3 separate regions of the Homo sapiens genome follow, and all the other regions are linked to region 1. A link is a loop called in an ENCODE intact Hi-C map of the cell type or tissue named here. Cell type or tissue: gastrocnemius medialis. All regions are shown on one strand.

Region 1 (8,000 bases):
ATTGTTAAAACAGTATGGCATAATGGATCAATGAAATAGAAAATCCAGAAATTGTTCCAAGTGCATATGGAAAGTTAATATAGGATATAAATAGCATCTCTGATGTGTGAGGAAAACATAGATTTAACTGGATAGCTATTTAGAAAAATATAAAATTGGGTCTGTACTTCATGCTGTATAGTAAGATAAAGTTTGTGTGCAACAAGTATCTAGGTTTAAAACAAAACCTTGTTAAGTATTTAAAAATATGAATGAATTCCATTATAAACTTGGAGTAGGAAAAATAACTCAAAACAAAAGCCAGAAGTAGAAAGATTTTAAAATTTAATAAAATTTTACATAATAAAATTTCAAGCCAAAAAAGAATTATAAAATCAAGAGATAAATAACACCTTGAGAAAAATCTTACATTGTAAATGGCTAATATCCCTGATATTGTGTAAAAGTGGTAACTCTTTTAAAAATATTTGATTAACCAGAAATTTCCATTTCTTGACCACAGAGAAAAAAGGAATCTAGTATGCCATTATTTTGAAATTTAATCTTTTCAGTGCACCCCCTTATTTACTGCATTATTCACAATAGCCAATATAGGGAATTAACCTAAGTGTCCAAACGAATGAATGGATAAGGAAAATGTGATATGTTTACACAGTGAAATACTATCCAGTATTTTAAAAAACATTTTATTTTGAAATAATTTTAGAGTTATATAAATGCAAAAACATAGTACCCAGGATGGGCAACATAATGAAACCTTGTCTCTACAAAAAAAAAAAAAAAAAAAAAAAAAAAAAAAAAGCCAAGTGTGGTGGCACAGTGCTTCCAGCTGCTCAGGAGGTTGAGGTGGTTGGATTGCTTGAACCCAGGAGCTCGAGGCTGCAGTGAGCTATGATGGCATCACTGCACTTCAGAGTGCAACAGAGTGAGACGCTGCCTCTTAAAAAAAAAAAAAAAGAGTTTGTGTATCCTTCACCCCATTCACATCTTACATAACTACACTACAATGATCAAAACCAATAAATTAACGTTGGTTCAGTACCATCAACTGAACTAGAGATGTACTGGAGTTTCACCAATTTCCCACGAATTCCCTCCTCTCTCCCAGGATCCGTGCAGAACGCTGTCCTGCGCTGTTGTCTTGTCTCTTTAGCCCTCCAGTCTGTGACAGTTCCTCTTTCATCACCTTGATACTTTTGAAAAATCCTGCTGAATTCTTTTTTAGAATGTCCCTCAGTTTGGGTTTGCCAGATATTTTCCTGTGATTAGATTGAGCCAGTATATTTTTGGCGAGAATACTACACACAAGTGAGTTTGTGCCCTTCTCAGAGCATCATGTCAGGGAATACATGATGTTGCTCTGCTTTAGTACTGATGATGTTAACCTTAATTGCTTGCTTAAGATAGTGTCTGCCAGGTTTCCCCACAGCAAAGTTATGAATTTTCCTTTTGTATTTGGTAAATACCTTGGAGGAGATACTTTAAGACTGTGCAAATATTGATTCCCCTCAAACTCTGGCCCACAAGTAGCATCCGTTGGTCAATCTTGCCTGTGAATGTTATTACTGTGGTTTTTGCCAAGCGGCGTTTTGGTGTTATTTTTAAAAAGGAAATTCCAGGACAGTGGGCTTGTTCTCATTTTGTTGGGCAGTCGGCAGCCATTGGGCAATGTGGAATTTAGAATTACTTAGGCCTTTCCCAACACAGAAAAATGCCATAGTCTATTAATTCAGTAAACATTTATGGAACCCTTGTTATGACCAAGGCCTCTTGGTGAAATATGCAGACAGCATAGGATCTGGTCTGCACCTGAGTCTTTTTCTCTGCCACTACTTTTCACCTTGAATCACACTCGCCATCAAGATTTGTTCTAAGATGTTATTGCAAAAAGTGCTGAGAGACAAGTCCAGGAGTCAGAGGATAGGACCAATTTCCAATTTTGCCCCAGACTAGCTACGTTACTAGCAGGGCGAGTCAGATATCGTCTCAAAGTTCTAGTCTCCTTATTTTTAAAATAGGGAATATAATATAGATTGACATTAGAATTAAATGAGTGGATATATATGAAAGTACTGTTTAAGTGAAAGGCATTTTTCAAGCTATAAAGTGTTCTACAAATTAATTATTGTCTGGGCACGGTGGCTCATGCCTGTAATCCCAGCACTTTGGGAGGTTGAGGCGGGAGGATCGATTGAGCCCATGAGTTCAGGACCAGCCTGGCCAACATAGTGAGGCCCTGTCTATAAAAAACAAACACACAAACATGAATTACTCAACAAATATTTGATTTCTTATTAAGTGTGAGCTTTTTCTAGGTGTTAGAATATAGCAATGAAAGCCAAAGCCTCTGCCCTCCAGGAACTTATATTTTAGAGGAAAAAGGTGGATAATAGAAAAGTAAACAAGTAATAAATACAATTTCAAATAGTAATAAATGCTACACTGTAAATAAAACAGGATGATGTAACAAAATGTGCTATAAAGAAAATAAAGTAGGATAATACATTAGAGAATTGGGGTGTGTTTAGGTGGGATGGAATAGTTTAGACGTTCTGGTCAGGGAGTGCGTCTCTGGAAGTAATTTTCGAGATAAGAACTTTAAGATTAGGAGTCAGCTGTGTGAAGCAGGGGAGAGCAAATATAAAGGCCCTTTGAAGGGGAAAGGATTAGGATGCTGGAGAAAAGCAAAGAGGATAGTGTACCTGTGAGGTCGCTAGAGAGTGGTGTAAGATCAAGCCAAAAACGTTGGCAGGGCCAAATGACGTAGAGCATTACATGCTGTGAAAAAGAAGTTTCTCGGTGCAGTTGATCAGGAAGAAGTTGACCAGAAAGCCATTGAAGGGTTTTAAGCAGGGCATTACATGTTATGATTTTCATTTTAAAAAGATTGTTCTGGCTGCTGTGAGAATGGATTGAGATGGCCATCAAGAGCAGAAGCAGAATGACAGCCTGTGGTCTATTGCAGTGGTGCAGGCAAGAGGGAATGGTGGCCAGGCAAGCTTGGTGGTGGCAGTAAGTTGTAAGATGTCATTATTGTTATTGTTATGGGCTGAATTACGTCCCCTCCAAATTCGTGTTTTAAAGTCTTAACCTCCAGTATACCTCAGAATGAAACCTTAGTTGGAGATAAGGTCTTTAAAGAGGTGATTAAGTTAAAAAGCCCAAACAAAAGGGAGGTGATTAAGTTAAAATGAGGCCATTGGGGTGGGCCCTAATCCAATCTGACTTGTGTCCTCCTAAGAAGAGGAAGTTTGGACACCCAGAGAGACAGTGGGATGCTCGCGCACAGAGGGGTGACCAGGTGAGGGCACAGGGAGAAAAAGTGGCGCCTACAAATTGAGGAAGGCCCCAGAAGCAGCCGACCTGCTGACACCTTTATCTGGGACCTCTGGCCTCCGGAACCGAGAAAATCAATTTCTGTGGTTTAAGTCACACAGTCTATGGTAATTTGTTATGGCAGCCCTAGCAAACTGATAGAGCTATGACAATCATGGGTATGGTGCTGATCTCTTCATTGTATTTATCACTACCTAAAATTCGCTTAGATTTATTTATGTTTACTCTTTCACTCCCTTGATTGTAAGTTCCATTACAGCAGGGATTTTGTCTAATTCATAGTAATCGCAATGCTGCGGAGTGCCTGCGCCATGGCACATGAAAAGTGACCGTGTGGTTAAATTGTTTCTCAGTCACTCTGTAATATCCAGTATTTTGTAGAGCTTTTGTTTTTAATGATATACAGGAGATCCAGAGTTTTTTAGGGGGCTACAAACTCTAGCACATAGGACTATATAAGAAATAACACTGCAGCAAGTTAGAACCAGGTGTTCAGGAAGCATATCTTAGCAGTGGAGACACGATCTCTTGATTAGAGGGACCTTGGATAAAAGAGGCCTTTTTTGAACAGAATAGCTCTGCTGAAGAAAGAGATTTCGTCATTATTTTACCTTCATTTCATGGCTTTTCCAAAATAAGGTACATGTGTGAAAAATGCCCTCCGTAAGGGCGAGGTCTTTATTTTGTTCTCTGCTGTTCTGTAAACGATACCAGCACATCATAGGGTTCAAATATTTGTTAAATGAATGAAAACATTTTCAGATCCTGCTTTGTCCTTAGACATTTTTGGATTGCTTTAAATGTTCTCTTATCCTTAGCATAATATTAGCTATTTAATAGAGCAGGTAAAATGTTTTGCCTATTTTTTTTTGTCTCTTATAATTGTGTGAAATATTCTGAATCTGGTCTTCACTTTGGTGTTTTTGACCTTAGGCTGCCCTTAAACTGAAGTCACAGCCTAGCTCAATGGCACTGGCTCCCCCTTGTGTCAGGAACTTGATACTACACCCACTAAATGCCAGCCTGCCAAGAACCAAGCTTCCCCGGGTCAAACATTTTAAGTGGTCCAAATGCTATACATAATTAAATGATGACACCACGATTGGGCCACCTTATTGGGGCTCATTTGCTCCAAATAGTCTTACTCCTATGCCCACTACTATATATATAGCACAGGTACAGAAAAACATTTTTAATACTTGTAACCATAAAGGCTTTTGGAGTTAGTTTGTACTTCTTATCAATATAAGACATCTACGTTGACAAAAGAAATCGAATGTTGACTGAGTGCGGTGGCTCACGCCTGCAATACCAGCACTTTGGGAGACCTAGGCGGGCGGATCACTTGAAGTCAGGAGTTTGAGATCAGCCTGGCCAGCATGGTGAAACTCTGTCTCTACTAAAAACACAAAAAATTAGCTGGGCATGGTGGTGGGCACCTGTAATCCCAGCTACTTGGGAGGCTGAGGCAGGAGAATTGCTTGAACCTGGGAAGCGGAGGTTGCAGTGAGCCGAGATTATGCCACTGCACTCCAGCCTGGGCGACAGAGCGAGACTCTGTCTCAAAGGAAAAAAAAAAAGAAAGAAAGAAAAAGAAATCAAATGTCTCAGCATATTTTAAATACTTTATATGGAACAGTTGATTTTCACTTTCTTTCAAAAGCCTACCAAAATTGAGGAGTTAGCGTTTTTTTAATCCCATGAAATCGATTTAAAAGGAAGAAAATTATTTTTCAAAGGGACAACATTTTATTTTCAAGAGTAGTATTTGATTTCTGTTTTGTGTACATGGTAGAATACTGAGTGAGTTGCTCCTGGCCACTCTCGCTGTTGAGGAGATGAACCCGTGCAGGGACGGCCCCAGGAAGGCCTCTTTAGCTGTCTGAATGAAGTGATTTTGACTCTCAGCGTCAGTGGTGTGCTGGAGCCAGACCGTGCCGACTTATCCCAGCTCACAAGAGCTAATGGCTAAATTTCAGGAGTTCTGCAAACTATTGTTAAAGCTAGTTTATATTAGAAATAAATTATATAGACAATTCAGTTATATTAAAAAACAAGGGTGCTTTCTTCAGCAGCACTTATCTAAGATCAGAACAACATCGAGAAGATGAGCGTGGCACCTACACAGGCTGGCACACACATTTGTGAAGCGTTCCATATTTTTTCAGGTTATTCTGTATTAAATGCAAAATAAATGCTTTTATTAACAATGACAAAAAGAAAGGTAATTGTAATAAATACAATTTACCACTTCGTAATTACTTTATTATATTTTACTCATACTTTGAGGTTATTTGTGTCTAGTGTATGTGTGGTGGATGTACCATATAATGGTATGCTATTGTCATTTCTTCCAGACTCCACCTTTAGTGATTTCATGTTTGTAATTGGCAGCTTGAAATCGATCTTGGAACAATGGAAATAAAACCACAATGGAAATAAAAAAGGATCCAAATCAGGACTTTTTGCCTATGAGGAGCCAGTGATAACCAGCCCATTACTATATGCAAAACGAGTTTATATGTTTTTTCTCTACTCCAAAAACTTAACAAAAGAAGGAATTATTAAACTTTAAAAAACGATTTTAATTTTATTTTACTACATTGGTTTCAGTTTTTTATTTTATTTTATCATTTATTTATTTATTTTTGAGACGGAGTCTCACTCTGTCGCCCAGGCTGGATTTATTTATTTATTTATTTATTTATTTATTTATTTACTTTTTTTGAGACGGAGTCTCGTTCTGTTGCCCAGGCTGGAGTGCAGTGGCACCATCTCGGCTCTACCTCCCGGGTTCAAGGGATTCTCCTGCCTCAGCCTCCTTAGTAGGTGGGATTACAGGCGCCTGCCACCACGCCTGGCTATTTGTGTGTGTGTGTTTGTGTATTTTTAGTAGAGATGGCATTTCACCATGTTGGTCAGGCTGGTCTTGAACTCCTGACCTCAAGTGATCCACCTACCTCGGTACCCCCTCCCCCGACCCAGCCCCAACAAAGTGCTGGGATTACAGGTGTGAGCCACCATGGCTGGCTTGGTTTCAGTTTTTTAAATAGTTTTTTGAAAAGATAACTTCAATAATTTAAATTCTTTAATAATTTTAATAATGTTAAAAATGGTTTTAAAAGGTTGCTTTAATTTAATTGAATTTATTTATGTTGAGACAGAGTCTTGTTCTGTCACCCAGGCTGCCGTGTGATGGCAGCATCACAGAGCTCACTGCAGCTTCAACCTCACCTGCTCAAGTCATCCTCCCATCTCAGCCTCCAGGGTAGCTGGAACTACAGCCACACACCACCATGCCTGGCTAATTTTACATTTTTTTGTAGAAACAGGTTCTTACTGTATTGCTCAGGGTGGTCTTGAACTCCTGGACACAGGTGGTCCTCCCGCCTCAGCCTTCCACAGTGCTGGGATCACAGGTGTGAGCCACCTTGCCTTGTCACTGGTCGAGGGTTGTGACTGCAAGTTGTCCAGGTTCTTGGCATTTTGAACAAAGAATTGGACAAAATGCCCAGCAAAGCAAAGCAAAGTATGAAGCAACAAAAGAACAAAAGCAGGGATTCATTGAAAATGAAAGTACACTCCACAGTGTGGGAGTGGGCCAGAGCAGCAGCTCCAGGGTCCAGATGCAGAATCTTCTTGGGTCCAAATACCCGCTAGCAGTTTTCCATTGGCCACTTCACGTCCATCTCATGTAAATGAAGTGCTAGCCCACAGTCAGTCTGAATGGTTGCAGAAAGCAGCCAACCAGAGGCTGAAGTGAAGTTACAAAGGTCACACCCCTGTGCAAACAGGAGTTGGTTTTCGCAGCCAATCAGAGGCTAGGGTGAAGTTACAAAGTTATACCTCTGTGCAAACAGACTTGGCAGGCCATTAGTCTGACTGGTTGTGGACAGCAGCCATCGGTCTGACTGGTTGTGGACAGCAACCATTCAGAGGCCGGAGTGAACAAAGATGCAAACGAAGACTCAACCCGCAGTCAGTCTGGTTTGTTGCAGACAGCCAATTTCCCATCTGCCTACCAGAAAAGGTAGTGAGTTTGCAAAGGGAGTAGCCTCTGGTCCTTTTGTTACTTAGGCTGGAAAGTTAGGGTTTTCCTTTCAATTTAGTTCTAGGAAGTCAGTGTGAAATAGCCTTAGGATCCCTGCCTCCAGACCCTATTGCCCTGCCTCAGCCTGGCCTAAAAGCTTTACTTGAATCTTCAATCAATTCACTTAATTCAAAGTTTCATTTAGTAGAAATAGGTTAACCAACCTTAATATTATATATGATTTTATCAATTATGTTATATTTTTGTTTCATTTTCTAGTTCCTGTCTAATGTCTTGTTTTCTTATTTCTAAACTTCTTTCTTTTATTTTCATCATTAAGCTATGAATTTTTTTCCTATCTCCTGTAACTTTCTTTTCACTTATTTCAGTGTTTTTACATTTTTCTCTTCAGCTGTCTCCCTTTGCAGACAGACCTCGATCTCTTTCTCAGAATTAATGGCCTCATATTTTCCTGACCTGTGCTCCTTCTCGCTGTCTCTTTTATTCTTAGCTCACCTTTAGGATCCTCACTACTCCTGAGGCTGAACTGTTAGCAATACGGTTTCCTCCACTGTGGCCAGGATCCCAGCTCCATCCGGATACCATCTGGACATGTGCAGGGCTCACCTGGCCC
Region 2 (8,000 bases), 440 kb before region 1:
AAACATAACAAAAATACTTTGTACATAACTAAGCTTGAAAGAAAGAAGGCGGACTCTCAGAAGCGAAGAGAGAACTGAAAGTTAGAGCAATGCTTTTCAGCCTACCTATGCGATCCAGGGCTACTGGCCCAGGATAATGGAGCTAGAAATTGGAAGCTGGGTTTTCAAGCCCCTGTGAGGCCAAGAGGCTCTTTCACAAATTCAGGATATATTAAGAGCTACCTAGTCCAAAAAAAAAAAAAAAGAGAGAGAGAGAGACTAGAAAACTCTGCTAATGCCCAGGTCAGTCACAAGGAAGGTTGTAACCTACATGAATTTGTAGGCAAAAACATACCTCCTATAAGAATGGGAGATGTCCACCAAAATGTTCACCTCAGGCCTCCTATGGATCTGAACTTATACCTAATAGGAATAGAGTTTAGTCACAGAAAGTGCCATATGAAAAATGAAGCTAAAAACTATCAACTAGCCTTGAAACCCCTAAGCAAACCCCTTGAAACAAAGGTAACTGGAGAAGCAAATCCAGAGATACAGGATCCTCACTGGAAAAGTCACCACCATCAAAGAATCGATCAAATCCAGAGATATAGGATCCTCACTGGAAAAGTCACCACCATCAAAGAATCGATCATCAAATCCAGAGATATAGGATCCTCACTGGAAAAGTCACCACCATCAAAGAATCGATCATCAAATCCAGAGATATAGGATCCTCACTGGAAAAGTCACCACCATCAAAGAATCGATCATCTAAATTTACAAACATTTAAGGAAACGGACCCCCATGAGGGCGAGTCAGCAGATAAAATAAGTTGAAAAATGAGCACACAAAGCAAATGCTTAAAAATAACAGAACAATCTGAATAATATAGAAAATGTGTTCAAAAATGAATAAAGAGGAAAAATAAAATAGAAATCATAAGGAAATAATACGACTATGAAAAGAAAGTAGGCATATTTTAAAAATTTTGAAATTCTAGACATGAAAATGTAGTCATTAAATTCAAAATTTTAGACATAATTACAAACCAGATTAGATATAGGTGGAGAGAGAATTACTGAAAAAAGAGGGATGTGGAAATTAACCAGGATGCAATACAAATAGGTAAACAGATAAAGAAATAAGAAAGAGGGTAAGAAACAATTTCAGCAGAAGGACAAATTTCAACATGTGCTTAATAATTTTTTCCAGAAGGGGAAATTACAGAAAATGCGTTGAAAAGAGAGGCAACATTCAATGAAAAGAAATAAAATATGAAAACTTTTCAGAATTTAAGGCCCAAGTCAGAAGGTTGAGGATTGGCATGAAGTCTCAGATACCTCAGAATGAAGCCATAAAACAGTAAAGAAAAAGGGAAAATCACATACGCTGTCATATAAATAAGACAGATTACCTACAATGGAATGTCACCTAGACTGACAGATTTCTCACCAGCAAAAATAGGATAAATATAACTGGGGGTCAGATGATTAGCCATGAGACTGGGCTGAGTAGGGAACGAAGAGAAGGCAAGAGAGAAATGCTGTGTGAGAAAGCAGGGAGGGCCGGGCGCGGTGGCTCCACCTGTAATCCCAGCACTTCGGGAGGCCAAGGTGGGCGGATCACTTGAGGTCAGGAGTTCGAAACCAGCCTGGCCAACATGGTGAAACCCCGTCTCTACTAAAAACATAGAAATTAGCCGGGCGTGGGTGGTGGGCGCCTGTAATCCCAGCTACTTGGGAGCCTGAAGCAGGAGAATCGCTTGAACCCAAGAGGCAGAGGTTGCAGTGTGCCAAGATCGCACCACTGCACTCTAGCCTGGGCAACAGAGCGAAACGGAAGGAAGGAAGGAGAGAGAAGGAGGAGAAGGGGAGAAAGGGAAGGAGAAGAAGGGGAAGGGGAAGGAAGGAGGAATTGGGGAACTGGAAATCTCTATGAGGTCAAGGGGCAGATGAGAGGACAAGTGGGGGATGGGAGAGGGTGAGGTGGGAGAGTAGTCTACTGGAACAGCACTATTTGGGATTTTTGTGGCAGCACTTGTTTCTAGAAATAACTTATTTGTCTGCTACTAGGAATCACTTGATAAAACCTTTTACTTCCAATTATCCTAAGATAATGAACTGAATACTAGAGGTCAACGACAGAGGGACAAATGGGTAAGGTCCATTGTCCAGTTCCACTGAATTATAGTATACATAGTTGAAAACCAGGTATCCGATCAGGTATTCATCAGAGGTGAATTTAGCTGCTCACTCTGAGACTCTGGCAGACTTGAATCAATCAAGCTTTGAGAATCAGCGGCAGGGGTGGCCACCGGGAAATTAGCCCATAGTCTAGGTCTCTGGATTACAATAAATGCCTTAACGTTATAGGGAATGGCTCAGGTACAAGGCTCGGCAGAGTTTTACCGATAAAAGGACAATAGACTGACTGTCCAACACTCATAAGAAGGAAGCCAGCCCTGGGAGTGTGATCTAGCTGGGAACCCAAGTCATCACAGCTGGATTCAGAGTCCCAGGGCTTGCCCCACACTTACTAGCATTTGATGATGAGTCTATCACGCTCCAATCCCAAACTAGAATTCAGTGCCACAGAAGCAGCCCTAGAGGAAACAGTGGGGCAGGATTTCTTTGTTACCCTGCAGGGAGTTCAGGAACAGATATTCTGGGTGTTTTAAGGGTCCTGAGGATTCGCTTTAGTCAGGTACGGTAAGATATACAGACGCGGAAATGGCCATCAGGAAGGAAGTGCATTATACATACAGATCCCTAGAAACTGGGGGCAAGGCATGCTCCATGGGGCCACACATGGAAACATCAGGGTCAGTCAGGAGGCAGAGGGAGTGAGGGGGAAATGTGGGCAGAGCCTTATTGCAGTTTCTGTGGGAAGGAATAGGAGAGGCAGGGTAAGCATGTTTGAAATTGGCTACTTTGAATAATTTCAATGGGGCTCTGGGGACTAGGGACTCTCCCTGGTTGTAGTGTGTCTGCCTCTGGGGTGATGAGGGTAGGAGGATAGTAGCCCAGGGCTACTAATAAAGAACCCCCTTTCATAGGCAGGGGCTCCTGGAAGAGTTGGTTACTATCTCTAGGAATTGGCTAACCTTCCGCAGACCCCCTAGAGTCAGCAAGGCCCCAGAAGTTATGGCATCAGAATACAGAAAATTAAAGTCGTGGTTAATACAATGGGATAGCCACAAGGATTTGTCTAATAGGTTTGCAGGTGCACAGAGAGGTCTCTTTCCCAATTCCCAAAATGGAACTACCACTGTGGGGAGGTTACAAATTGCAAGGAAGAGCTGCCAACTAGTAACATTTCTGCATTTCTTAGGCTTAATTAGTATTATACCCTACATTAAAGAACATTCATGAAAATAAGCCATGCTTATATAGACAAGTATTTTTTCAAATATATTCAATGATATAAATTAAACATCATTGTAAAAGATCTTTACAAACCCAGAAATTATGGGTCATGTAATTTACACTTATTGCCACTAGATGGCACTGTAGCATATTGCTCTTGCAAAAGATGCCAGCTCAGTTCAATTAAGATTTTTTTTTTTTTTTAATAAAACATATGGCTTGCAACTAGTTCTTAATAATGTAAGAATCTGGCCAGGCATGGTGGCTCACACCTGTAATCCCAGTGCTTTGGGAATCAGAGGCAGGAGGGTGGTTTGAGGCCAGGTGTTCAAGATGAGGCTGGACAACATAGTGAGACTCCCCATCTCTACAAAAGATTTTAAAATTTACTGGGTGTGGTGGCACATACCTGTAGTCCTAAAGTTAGGAGGATCCCTTGAGCCCAAGAATTAGGGGTTATAGTGAGCTATGATTGTGCCACTGCACTCCAGCCTCTGCAACAGAGCAAGACCCCATCTCTAAAATACCAATAAATGGTAATAATTCAATAGTCTGATGACTTTTGGAAGATGCAAACATTCTGTTCTTTCCAAAGCTCCTAGAATTAGAGCTTTGCTAAAGCCTGACCCAAATCTCTGAAACTATACAAAAATACATGTATGCCTGCACATGTGTGCATTTGTCTGTTGCGAAAGGGTCCCAGAGCTCTCAGTAGAGTTTTTGAATACTCTGTGGCCTTCCTCCCCATCAGAAAAGAAGCCAAACACCAATCCTCCAATCCCTAGCTAGTCATGCCTGTTTGAGAACTAACCTTCTGAGTTCATCTCTTCATGACGTCTCAAAACTAAATAGGATGGAAAGAAAATAACTTCTCAGGTACCACTTTTTGACATTTAAAATTTTTGTCCCCAGTTTGTGAGAATGGGACAATAAATGCTTTTAATAACAAGGGTTGGGTGTTAGCAAGCTGTAGCAGACCTAGAAGGCCAGATACAAATGTGAGGTGAAGCAGAGATGGGGCAGTGAGTCAGGAGACACTGTCAAGGACCTGTTATTTTGTCTGATAGACACAGAGCAGTGAGTGCAGCAAGAAGCTCTACCAGAAGGAGAAGGTGGGGCGACAGTCCCAGAGCCAGCAGCCTCGAAGCAAGTGCCTGACACTAAGGTCCTAAGTGAAATTCTACCCAACAGGCATGGGGGACAATTTCATTCAGAAATATGGGAGTAACTGACGGAGAAGGAAAACATGTAACCATTCTTACGGTCACAAGTTCTGGTGTGCAAAGGCACGACTTTATCAAGAATTGAACTTTTAGCTCTGATTTCAAGCCTCTATGTTCACATGGTAGCAGGGAGAAAAATATTAATATGAAGCACTACAGCTCTTTTGAACACTTACTGAGTTTGCGGTAAATAAGCCCAATGGGACCTGTGTCTCCAGCTGTAGCATCAAGGCAGGGGTAGCCGGTCCATCTTGCACTCCCCTTGCTGGTGTCTGCTGTTGGTAGAAGTCGTCTTGCATTCTCTGAGCATGGGCTAGGTGTGACTATAGATCCAGGGAGCGTACAGGCTACGTCTGCTTCTCAGCCTCACCTCGACTTACTGACACCACTGATCCTTCCAGACTCAGCCACACCTTCCAGCTGGTTCCTCCTAGGGGGATCTGCAGCATCTCCGTTCTCATCATAGTAATTCTGTGGTTTCATTCTCTAGTACATCTAGTACATAATAGGCAGCAAATGAATATATGAGCTAAAAGACAACAGGGCATCCTGCTGTGCCCTTGCTCTGCCCTTTCTCCATCCATCACATCCTTCCGTCTTTCTCCCTGCTAACACCCATGACAGCAGTACCTAAGCTACCCTCACCTGATCAACAGATGGACCCTGTCCAGTGAAGAGAACTTAGAGTTCCAAATGTCCAAAAAGTAAAACATTTCTCCTTCATTACTATCAGGTTTTATTTTGAGAGCTGAATGAAAGAACATCTGTTTATTTCATCCAGCTGTCAAAAGACACCTAAACAATAGGTACTGTTATTATTTTACAGAAAAAAAAATCAAGGCTTCAAGAGTTTAAGTAACTCCCCCAGAGTTACTTTATCACTTTATGAAGTGATAAAGACAGGATTTAAACCTAAGCACTTCTGACTCAGAAGCTGGAACTCTTAACCCCTCTATTTTATATTAAACTAGTATCTTTCTGTTTGTTGTTTCTTTCAGATTTGATGATAATGGCTATGTTAAAGACGTTGAAGCAAATTTCATAGTGTGGGAAATACACGGCAGGGATGACTATAGCTTTAATAATACTATGGCACAGGTATGGCATCTTTGGATTTAACCAGAATTTAGCATGCAACTAGACAATGTCTTCCTGTTTTAAATTTATAAATAAGCGATCTAAGGAAAATAGAATAAGGCAGCAGTGGGTAGGAAAAAAATCACCTCTAGATTAAATTATATGGCTACTAAAATTCATTTATGAAAAATAGAAGTTGTCACATAAGACAGACATAAAGGGGTCAGAAAAAAAATAACATTTATAGTAGGATGATGCAACTCTATGAGTCTTCTTTTCTCTCCAAACTGTATTCAGTGTTTGATTATTTATGGGTCTGCCTTTGGCTTTAGGACATTTATCACTTGTGCACTAAGTCAAACGGACACTCTGGGCTTCGTCTCACTTGACTTCCCTGCATCATTTGACCCTGCTGACTTTGGCTTCAGTGTCCCTACACTCTCCCGGCTTCCTTCCACCCGCCAGGACTGGTTGCTCTTGGCCTCCTTGGTGAATCTCCCTTATTCTATCCTTTCACTTTGTAGGCCGCAGCAGAGTGGTCTTACCACTCCCAATCAACACATTTCCCCTCCCTGTGTGGGCCTTCCTGCCCTGAGGGCCTCCTGTCATGATGGAGCCTCTCTAGAAGTTACCAGCACTGATTTCTAATATTCCCCACAGATTTCACTCGCAAAAAAAAAAAACACAAAAAACAGGGATGGCTCTTTCCGAAGTAATGTTCTTATCTACCAGACACCTTAATTATCCAGAAGTATAACCCATCTAGATGGCAGCCAAGAGAACTGAGTTCCACCTGCCATCCCCCAGAGTATTGCAAGAATTCTTTCTTTTGCTTTTTTTTTTTTTTTTTAAGAGTCTCGCTCTGTTGCCCAGGCTGGAGTGCAGTGGTGCAGTCTCAGTTCACTGCAACCTCCACCTCCTGGGCTCAAGCGATTCTCCTGCCTCAGCCTCCTGAGTAGCTGGGACTACAGGCACATGCCACTACACCTGGCTAATTTTTGTATTTTTAGTGGAGATAGGGTTTCACCATGTTGCCCAGGCTGGTTTCGAACTCTTGACCTCAATTGATCCACCCGCCTCGGCCTCGCAAAGTACTGGGGTTACAGGCGTGAGCCACCGTGACTGGCAATTGTCTTTCAGTTATGTAACCAAATACATCCGTCCCACCACACATTCCACCTATGCTTGTTCAGCACCTAATATGTAAGTTCTCCTGGTCTGCTTCCTCTGCACAGTCTCATCCCTATACTATTGTATCCATCTTCTCCCTTGGTCCAGACTCCCATCACTCTCTTCCTTCTCAAACCTTTCCATTATGCCTCAAGGTTAAACGCTCTAGATCCTTCTTCAATAAAAGTTCCTCAGAGGACAACCCTTTCCCTACAGTTCTATCGAACCAAGAGTACTCTTTCTCTCACCCCATATACTTAAGGGTGAGATTTGGGGTTGATGTTCTCCCTCATCCATAGTATCATTGCTGCACTTGGTCTTAGCCAAAAGGCCACTAAGAGATACAGTATCATTTCCAGGTCATTCTCTCTTCACTCTAAGTAAAACTCCATTTGTTTGAGGCTCCTGCCATTCAGTTGACATCTATGCCATCCCTACTTACTGGTACCGTATACTCAGAACTGGATCACTTTTCCTCCTGCCCTGAAAACAATCACCATGGATTCCTGAATTCTGCCATCCATCCTATGAGGGTATTGCTGGGAAAGTTTCTAAACAGGGACTACGTTTCCCAGATGCATTTGCATCTAGCTGGGGCCATATGACTGGTTCGCATGGCTGGAATATGAGCAGAAGTCATAGGTGTCACTTCCAGGTGAAGTGCTTAAGAAGGAATCACGTGAACCTTCACGCTTTCCATCATACCTCACATCAGTGTATTACAGCAACAAGTAAGGCTGGAGTAGATGAGAGCTGGAATGCAAGGAGCCACTACACATTTTTAAAAGCCTTGGTTCCTAATTCACTGCTTTGAGGAGAGGCACCGTCAGAACCATCTAACCAGGGACATCTGCACTGGGCTATATGTGATCAAGAATTAAACTTGTTGGCTAGGCACGGTGGCTCATGCCTATAATCCCAGCACTTTGGGAGGCTGAGGCAGGCCGATCACAAGGTCAGGAGTTTGAGACTGACCAACATGGTGAAACCCCATATCTCCTAAAAATAAAAAAATTAGCTGGGCATGCTGGCACACACCTGTAATCCCAGCTACTCAGGAGGCTGAGACAGGAGAATCGCTTGAACCCAGGAAGCGGAGGTTGCAGTGAGCTGAGATCGCGCCACTGCCCTCCAGTCTGGGTGACAGAGTGAGACTCCGTCTAAAAAAATAATAATAATAATTTT
Region 3 (8,000 bases), 240 kb before region 1:
CGACACCTGGTGGTAGGATATGCAATAACATCGTGAACCTCCCTTAATGGTGGATTCCTGGCTTATTGTTGGAATAAAATGTAATTACATGGAAATTGTAAGAGCCATTCTAAAAGGTTAGCAACAACAAGAAAAAGGTTGTCTGCATGAACTTGCATGTGTGTGTGTCTATTCTTGTGCATTAAGGACAGACAATAATCCAAGACACAGTTAATGAAGATGAGAGCCTGATCAAGAACCTGTCGTTCACTCTGCTGCTTACTGTTATGCTGACCTTGTGCAAGACACTTCACTGCTTTGGGCTTTGGCTTTCTCATCTTTAGAGTAGGAAGATTTAAGAATCCCCACTTAGTTCAATAAATAGTATAAGTGAAAACTGTTTTGTGAATTGCGTGAATATGTTATACTACGTTAATTATTATACTATTAGCTATTATTATAATAAAGATCATCGTTGGCAGGACACAGTGGCTCATCCCTGTAATACCAGCACTTTGGGAGGCCAAGGCAGCCGGATCAGTTGAGGTCAAGAGTTCGAGACCAGCCTGGCCAACATGATGAAACCCTGTCTCTACTAAAAATACAAAAATTAGCCAGGCATGGTGGTGCGAGCCTGTAATCCCAGCTACTCGGAGGCTGAGGCAGGAGAATCATTTGAACCCAGGAGGCCGAGGTTGCAGTGAGCCGAGATCGCGCCACTGCACTCCAGCCTGGATGACAGAGCAAGACTCCATCTCAAAAAAAAAAAAAAAAGAAAACTGTTACAAAGTTAGCTCTCTGCTACAAATTTCCTGTCAAGGAATGTTAATATTGCTTGAAGATGAGAGCGCATTAGTCTGGACTTTGAACCTTGTAATAGTCCCTTTTACTCAGGGATAACTGCTTAAAACTGCAACGTGTCCAATCTATGAGCGTCAAAACAGCAACCGGGTGCAGGGTTCTCAGCCAGGGGCAATTTTGTCCCCAGGGGACATTTAGAAATGTCTGGAGATATTTTTGGTTGTCACGACTAGGGGGAAGAGTGCTACTGGCATCTAGTGAGTAGAGTCCAGGGACGCTGCTACACATCCTACAAGGCACAGACAGCACCCCCACCACAAAGAATTATCCGGCCCCACATGCCAAAAGTGCTGAGGTTGAGAAACTGGTCTAGCGTAACAGAAGGGAGAAAGTAGACCTTTTTCCCTACTGTCCTAACCACCATTAACAGCAACCACAAAGATGGGATGGTGGGTCATCAATGTGAAATTCTCCAACATATATGTGCAAAAGAGCTCAAGAAATGTATTAAGTAGCATCATACAATGCCATTGTTATCTACTATGTGTAAACCGTCTCAACATGGGCACAACTGGTCTTGTTTTTCCCTCCTCTTTTTACAAAGAAAATGAACCTGACCTGAATAGAACTTTTGCTCTATTCAGACATCAAAATAAAAACTAGCGGTAACTATTAAATGTGTAGTTACTTGTGGAATTAAGACTAAGAGTTAAAAGGGAGTGAGTATACTTTGTAATGACCACATGCTCTGATAGTGTATAGTAGTGCCATTTTTTCACTTTTCATTTAATATTTTTCAGACAAGGTCTCACTTTGTCACCAAGGCTGGAGTGCAGTGGCACAATCACAGTTCACTGTAGCCTCAACCTTCCAGGCTCAAACAATCCTCCCACCTCAGCCTCCCAAGTAGCTGGGACTACAAGTGCATGCCACCATGCCCGGCAATTTTTTTTTTAAGATGGAATGCCATTATGTTATCCAGCTGGTCTCAAATTCCTGCACTCAAGCAGTCCACCCACCTCAGCCTCCCAAAGTCCTGGGATTACATGTGTAAGCCACTGCACCCAGCTGAGTACTGCCATTTTTAAAAATGGGACAAGAACATTTACAAATACATTTAAAGGCTGGGTGTGGTGGCTCACACCTGTAATCCCAGCACTTTGGGAGGCCGAGGTGGGTGGATCACCTTGAAGTCAGGAGTTTGAGATCAGCCTAGCCAGCATGGTGAAACCATGTCTCTACTAAAAATCCAAAAATTAACCGGTGTGGTGGTGCATGCCTGTAATCCCAGCTACTCGGGAGGCTGAGGTGGGAGGATCGCTTGAACCCAGGAGACAGAGGTTGCGGTGAGCCGAGATGGCACCACTGCACTCCAGCCTGGGCGACAGAGCGAGACCCCCTCTCAAAAAAAACAAAAAACAAAAAAACAAGCACACACATTTAAAAATGTGTGAGCAAGCACACACATTTAAAAATGTGTGAGCAAGCACACAGAAAAAAAGCTTTTTAAAAAACCTTTTTAGTAATTATATTAGTGATGGTAATATTAGTATTGCAGCTCCGACACTGTTATGAGTAATGCGGACACATCAAATGCGCAAGATGAGGTATTCTGATTCCATTCTAGATTTTGGTTTTGAGAATCATATTTTCAACGTGGAAGAATGTGTATACAGGATTCTCAAGATGTAGAGGTTAGGTAAAATTCCTTGCTGTTCTGAATCTGAATGTAAAGTATCAGTGTGAATGCATGAGGTATTTTCTATTCTATTCTCTTCATGTGTCTATATATGCAAAATCTTCACTGAGAAGGCCCAAAAGCAAAGCAACGACCAGCACAGTAGCAGCCAGCATCTTTATGCCCAGAGTACCGTCTTCAAATACCATTTCCCACTAAAAGAAACAAATGCTTCATGAAGAAATGACTGATTCCCAGTTTGGGGCAGAAAATATACATTTTGACCTTTGTCATATCATCTAGTCACATCAGATAGCAACAAAACTACCGAAGACTACTAGGGCCATGTAAGAAGGATTCAGGAGCCAGTTGGAAAAGGCATCCACTTACTGAAGATGACACAATTTATGCTTCAATAATTCCAAGGGACTGAAAATGATCAAATATGTTTAAATCCCTAAGTTCTTAATTATATTCAAACATTTTTAATCATCACATTTGGAGGATGCTAGGGAACCAATTCTCTTCCCGGGAGAGGAGGGTGGGGGACCCATTCCTTATCTTAGAAAACTTACGAGAGAAAAGAATCTAGTACTTTTCCCAACTTTCCTACATGGATTGTACCACTGGGTAACCTAATGGTAGATGAGAGGAGGCATCTCTTTATGAAAGTATTGCAACTAATAGACCGGCGGGCGCGTTGGCTCAAGCTTGTAATCCCAGCACTTTGGGAGGCTGAGGTGGGTGGATCACGAGGTCAGGAGATCGAAACCATCCTAGCCAACATGGTGAAACCCCGTCTCTACTAAAAATACAAAAATTAGCCAGGTTTGGTGGCACACACCTGTAGTCCCAGGTACTCGGGAGGCTGAGGCAGGAGAATCGCTTGAACCCAGGAGTTGGAGGTGCAGTGAGCTGAGATCATGCCACTGCAATCCAGCCTAGCAACAGAGCGAGACTCCATCTCAAAAAAAAAAAAAAAAAAAAAGGTATTGCAACTAACAAATGAAAAAAAAAGCGGTAGAATTAGAGTATTACAATTTTGTAATTGTCAGTGGATTAATGGCTTTAGGCATCAGGCATCCATGACTATTAACATAGCAACAGAGTTGACCTGCGTTTTGTGCTTCCTGATTCAAGATCCAGTAGTGACTTAGTCTTGCCATAGAGTCTGAACCTAAGTCTCATCATACCTTGGGATCCAGCTGCTACATCGTAGGAAATCCAGAACACATTGAATTCCACCGAGAATACTTCATCAGCAACATCCAGATTGTGGGAAATTTCACAGGTCAAAGGATTCAGGTTTTTCAACAGATAAATTGTCAGAATAAGAAAGAGAGGGGAAACTTGTAGCTTCGGAGACTTAAAATCATAACTAATTTTCAAAAAATAGAGATGGGGTCTTGTTATGGTGCTCAGGCTGGTCTCCCACCTCTGCCTCAGCCTCCCAAAGTGTTGAGATTACAGGCATGAGCCACCACGCCCAGCCACGACTTTTTTAACTGGACAACCATAGAGTCCCAGGTGTTCACTATAAAGAAACACGACCAAGTGATTGTCTTCGTGGTTTCTTGGCGGCGGTGGTGGTTGGGACGTGATAGGGGTGGGGCCCGTGGATGGTCTTCTCAGTGGCTTGCAAAGTTCTATTCCTTGACCTGGATGGTAGTTACAAGGGTGTTTGCCTTCATTACGCTATACATTCATTTTTGTATGATTTTCTGTATTTATGTTTTATTTTCCAAAAAAAAAAAGCTTTAAAAGAGTATAAAGAAAGTAGATGGCAGAAATTTGTGGAATCTTCCCCCAGCAACATAAAAACGCGGTGGGTTTTTGTAACTTGGTTTTTACACTTTACAATTAATATTGTAATGAGAAATACTCGTGTGGACCACTAGGGCGCACAATTTGTTGCCCGCAGCATCTGCGGCACTGGCACTGATGAAAGGGGGATGCTAAATGCTTCAGTAACGCCACCTGAGTCTCGGGATGAAGCAACATTATTCATCGCCCTTTGATCATGAGCTACATATGTGAGTGCCAATGCTGGCGAATCGTATTTGGAAAGTCGGGTCCAACATGTGATGTGTACATACAGGGTATACACTGAAAATACCGTAGTTTTATCCTCTTTTAAGATAAGCTTCAATTTATTTGAGTTATTAGAACAAAGCCTCATAAACCACGGTAAAAAGAACCTTAAAACTTTTTTTTTTATTTTTGAGGAAGTCTTGCTCTGTTGCCCAGGCTGGAGTGCAATGGCACAATCTTGGCTCACTGCAAGCTCCATCTCCTGGGTTCAAGCGATTCTCCTGCCTCAGCCTCCTGAGTAGCTGGGATTACAGGTGCCCGCCACCACGTCCAGCTGATTTTTGTATTTTTAGTAGAGACAGGGGTTTCACCATGTTGGTCAGGCTGGTCTCGAACCCCTGACTTCAAGTGATCTGCCTGCCTTGGCCTCCCAAAGTGCTAGGATTACAGGCATGAGCCACAGTGCTCAGCCCAAAAACCTCAAGACTTAGTGTGTGGAGAATGGAGGTGAAAAGTTTTTGTGGTGGTCTCCTAATGAGACGATAGCCCCCTGGCGGAGGGAGAGAAACACGTGAGAGCTATTTGGAGCCTCCCTGAAAGGTGTCACTGGGCTATGGATGGACTGAGAACCACACAGCGACGGGCCAGCCTTCGAGGGCCAACACAGAGTGAGAGACGGCCTCTGCAGGGCCCAGGCTGGGGAGGGGTGGTGAGGCCAGTCACGACTAGTAATCTAAGAGCCGTCTTTCCTTACCTGTGGTGTGGAAAGGGCTGCGGGTCACAGAATCTTAGTGATACGAGCTTAGGCGAGGCTCAACGGCCCTACCTCTCAGGTGAGAAAGCAGCTCTCCTGTAATCGTTATCTTTTCTCAAAGGGGAAGAACAACTTCTTCCTGTTAATAAATCACAGACCTCAGATGCTTTGTATTGCTGAGGAAACAAAACGTTTATGAATTGTTCACAGGCTGAGAAAATAAGATGCTTTGAGTTTTTGGTTTTTTCTACAAGGCTGCAATAAATAACACAGCAGTAAATCCTAACCTTTAGCTCTGATTGGTATTATTTCATTTTGGTGCCTTTCCAGCCGGCCCAAAAGTGTGATGCTGTGATACACACAGTATGTGTGTATGTGTGTATACACATGACTATTTTGTGAGATTTCGCGTACTAGTTCATTAGTGGCGCCCTGGAATCACAGATCCTTCCTGCTGCGGTGATAGCATGTGGGTGGTGCCGAGGTGGACTGCTGCTTGATGGTGAAGAAAGAAAAGAGGACAGGAGGACCCGCCAGGACCACATGTGGAGAGCTGCAGCGAAAGAATCCTCGCTCGGTGGACACCATGGCTTTTTGCTAAGCCCTGGTTCTCTCTATGGACCCCATGCCTCATCTCCAGAGCCAAAACCCAGCCTTTCTCATTCAAGGACACTCCCCAGAGCTTTGGGAACACATTTCATTCTGGCTCTGTTAAGTACCCCCATAGGGTCCCGAAAGTCCAGGCTGCTTCTTGCCCCTGCCGCCTCAGGTCCCAGAGGCCCACTGCTGCGTCCAGGACGCCTCCTCCACCACGTCCTCTCCCAAAGCTTATGCAGCAGTTAAGCAAAGGGGCCCTGGCCTCTACAGCACCGAGGCAGCCTCCTAGTTCAGCCACTCTCATGTGAGTGTGGACAAATTATTTAACCTCCCTAAGCCTCCCTTCTCTCTTCCATTAAATATGGATGATAAGGATAATAAATATTAACCTCATAAGGTTGTTGTGAGAGTTAAATGAGAAAAGATATATAAAACTTAGGCCGGGTGTGGTGGCTCACGCTTGTAATCCCAGCCCTTGGGGAGTCTGAGGCGGGCAGATCACTGAGGTCGGGAGTTCGAGACCAGCCCAACCATGGTGAAACCCCGTCTCTACTAAAAATACAAAATTAGCCAGGAGTGGTGGCTCATGCCTGTAATCCCAGCTACTAGAGGGGCTGAGGCAAGAGAATCTTTTGAACCTGGGAGGGGGAGGTTGCAGTGAGCCGAGATTGCATTATTGCACTGCAGCCTGGACAACAAGAGCGAAACTCCATCTCAAAAAAAAAAAAAAAAAGATATATAAAACTTAGTGTCATTCCTGGCCTGTAAATGGTAAGTAAAATGTAGCTCTCACCTTTACTCCAGGTTTCAGAAATGCTGTTCCTCTCAACAGAGAGGTGGTGGATTCTCCACAAATGCTGAGGAATGAATGGATGGATGAGAGAATGCAGTGACCACTTCCCATGGATGGATGAGAGAATGCAGTGACCACTTCCCAATGATGAAGATTATGGCAAAAATTGATTTTAAACTCCTACAAGATAGAATCCATGATTTAATTCTTTTTATTTTTTTCTTTAAGACAGAGTCTCACTCATTGCCCAGGCTGGAGTGCAGTGGCGTGGTTACAACTCACGGCACCCTCAACCTCCCCGGGCTCAGGTGATCTTCCCACATCAGCCTCCTGAGTAGCTGGGACTACAGGTGCATGCCATCACACTTAGCTAATTTTTCTATTTTTTTTTTAAGAGATGGCGTTTTGCCATGTTGCCCAGGCTGGTCTCCAACTCTTGGGCTCAAGCAATCCTCCTGCCTTGGCCTCCCAAAGTGTACAGTCATGTGTCACTTAAGAATGGAGATACATTCTGGAAAATGCGTCATTCAGCGATTTCGTAGTTGTGTGAACATCACAGAGTGTACTTACACACACCTAGATGGTACAGCCTCCTACTACACACCTAGTCTGTATAGTGTAGCCTATTGCTCCTAGGCTACAAACCCGTACAGCATGTTACTTTACCGAATACTGTAGGCAATCGTAACACAATGGTAAGTATCTGTGTATCTAAATATATCTGAACATAGAGAAGGTACAGTAAAAATACAGTATTATAATCTTATGGGATTCTAAGATTATAATCTTATAATAATATAATCTTGTATATTTGGTCCATCCTTGACAGGAACATTGCTATGTGGCATATGACTGTATAGCTCTTCGAACCAAAATAAAGCAAAAAGATGACTCCCAAAAAATAGATTATGAGGCCGCACGTGGTGGCTCACGCCTGTAATCCCAACACTTTGGGAGGCCAAGGTGGGCAGATCACTTGAGGTCAGGAGTTCAAGACCAACCTGGCCAACACAGCGAAACCCCATCTCTACCAAAAATACAAAAATTAGCCGGGCATAGTTGGTGCTCGCCTGTAATCCCAGTGACTCGGGAGGCTGAGGCAGGAGAACTGCTTGAACCCAGGAGGTGGAGGTTGCAGTGAGACAAGATCGTGCCGCTGCACTCCAGCCTGGGCAACAGGGCGAGACTCCATCTCCAAACAAAACAAAACAAAATTATGAAGAGACTACGCTTAGATTAGGGACTGGGATTTAACACAGGTTCAATCTTCCTAGAGTACATCTTTAATAAAGTATACACAGGGAACAGTGCCCAAATCATAAGTGTACAGCTAGATGACCTTTTACAAAGTGAGCACGCATCTGCGA

The links. A loop is a pair of places that touch in the nucleus more often than their neighbours do. Peaks named below come from ENCODE experiments on the same cell type or tissue, not always from the same donor. Only the 100,000 strongest peaks of a DNase experiment are listed, where the experiment ranks them.
Region 2: a loop joins it to region 1, with 9 times the contacts of the local background. A loop is called at or near these places in 90 of 110 quality-filtered maps.
Region 3: a loop joins it to region 1, with 11 times the contacts of the local background. A loop is called at or near these places in 92 of 110 quality-filtered maps.

What each region holds. Positions count from the first base shown.
Region 1 is chr1:245,038,533-245,046,532 of GRCh38, forward strand. All of the region lies in intron 3 of DRC8 (dynein regulatory complex subunit 8), which reads left to right. It also overlaps the pseudogene RNU6-999P. Among named protein-coding and RNA genes, the nearest start is that of EFCAB2-AS1, 72 kb to the left of the region's middle. RefSeq lists an enhancer at 7,998-8,000. In gastrocnemius medialis, a CTCF peak has its summit at 4,332 (motif pointing left); DNase peaks (open chromatin) are centred at 4,339 and 7,216; H3K27ac peaks cover 473 bases.
Region 2 is chr1:244,600,129-244,608,128 of GRCh38, forward strand. It overlaps CATSPERE (catsper channel auxiliary subunit epsilon), which reads left to right. Exons shown (of 22, transcript NM_001130957.2): 18 at 5,567-5,666. Among named protein-coding and RNA genes, the nearest start is that of DESI2, 49 kb to the right of the region's middle. RefSeq lists an enhancer at 1-109. In gastrocnemius medialis, a CTCF peak has its summit at 3,472 (motif pointing right); no DNase peak of the experiment used is centred here.
Region 3 is chr1:244,797,000-244,804,999 of GRCh38, forward strand. It overlaps LOC107985372 (a long non-coding RNA gene), which reads right to left and starts at 6,773. Exons shown (of 5, transcript XR_001738568.1): 1 at 6,634-6,773. In gastrocnemius medialis, CTCF peaks have their summits at 16 (motif pointing left), 4,368 and 4,571; no DNase peak of the experiment used is centred here.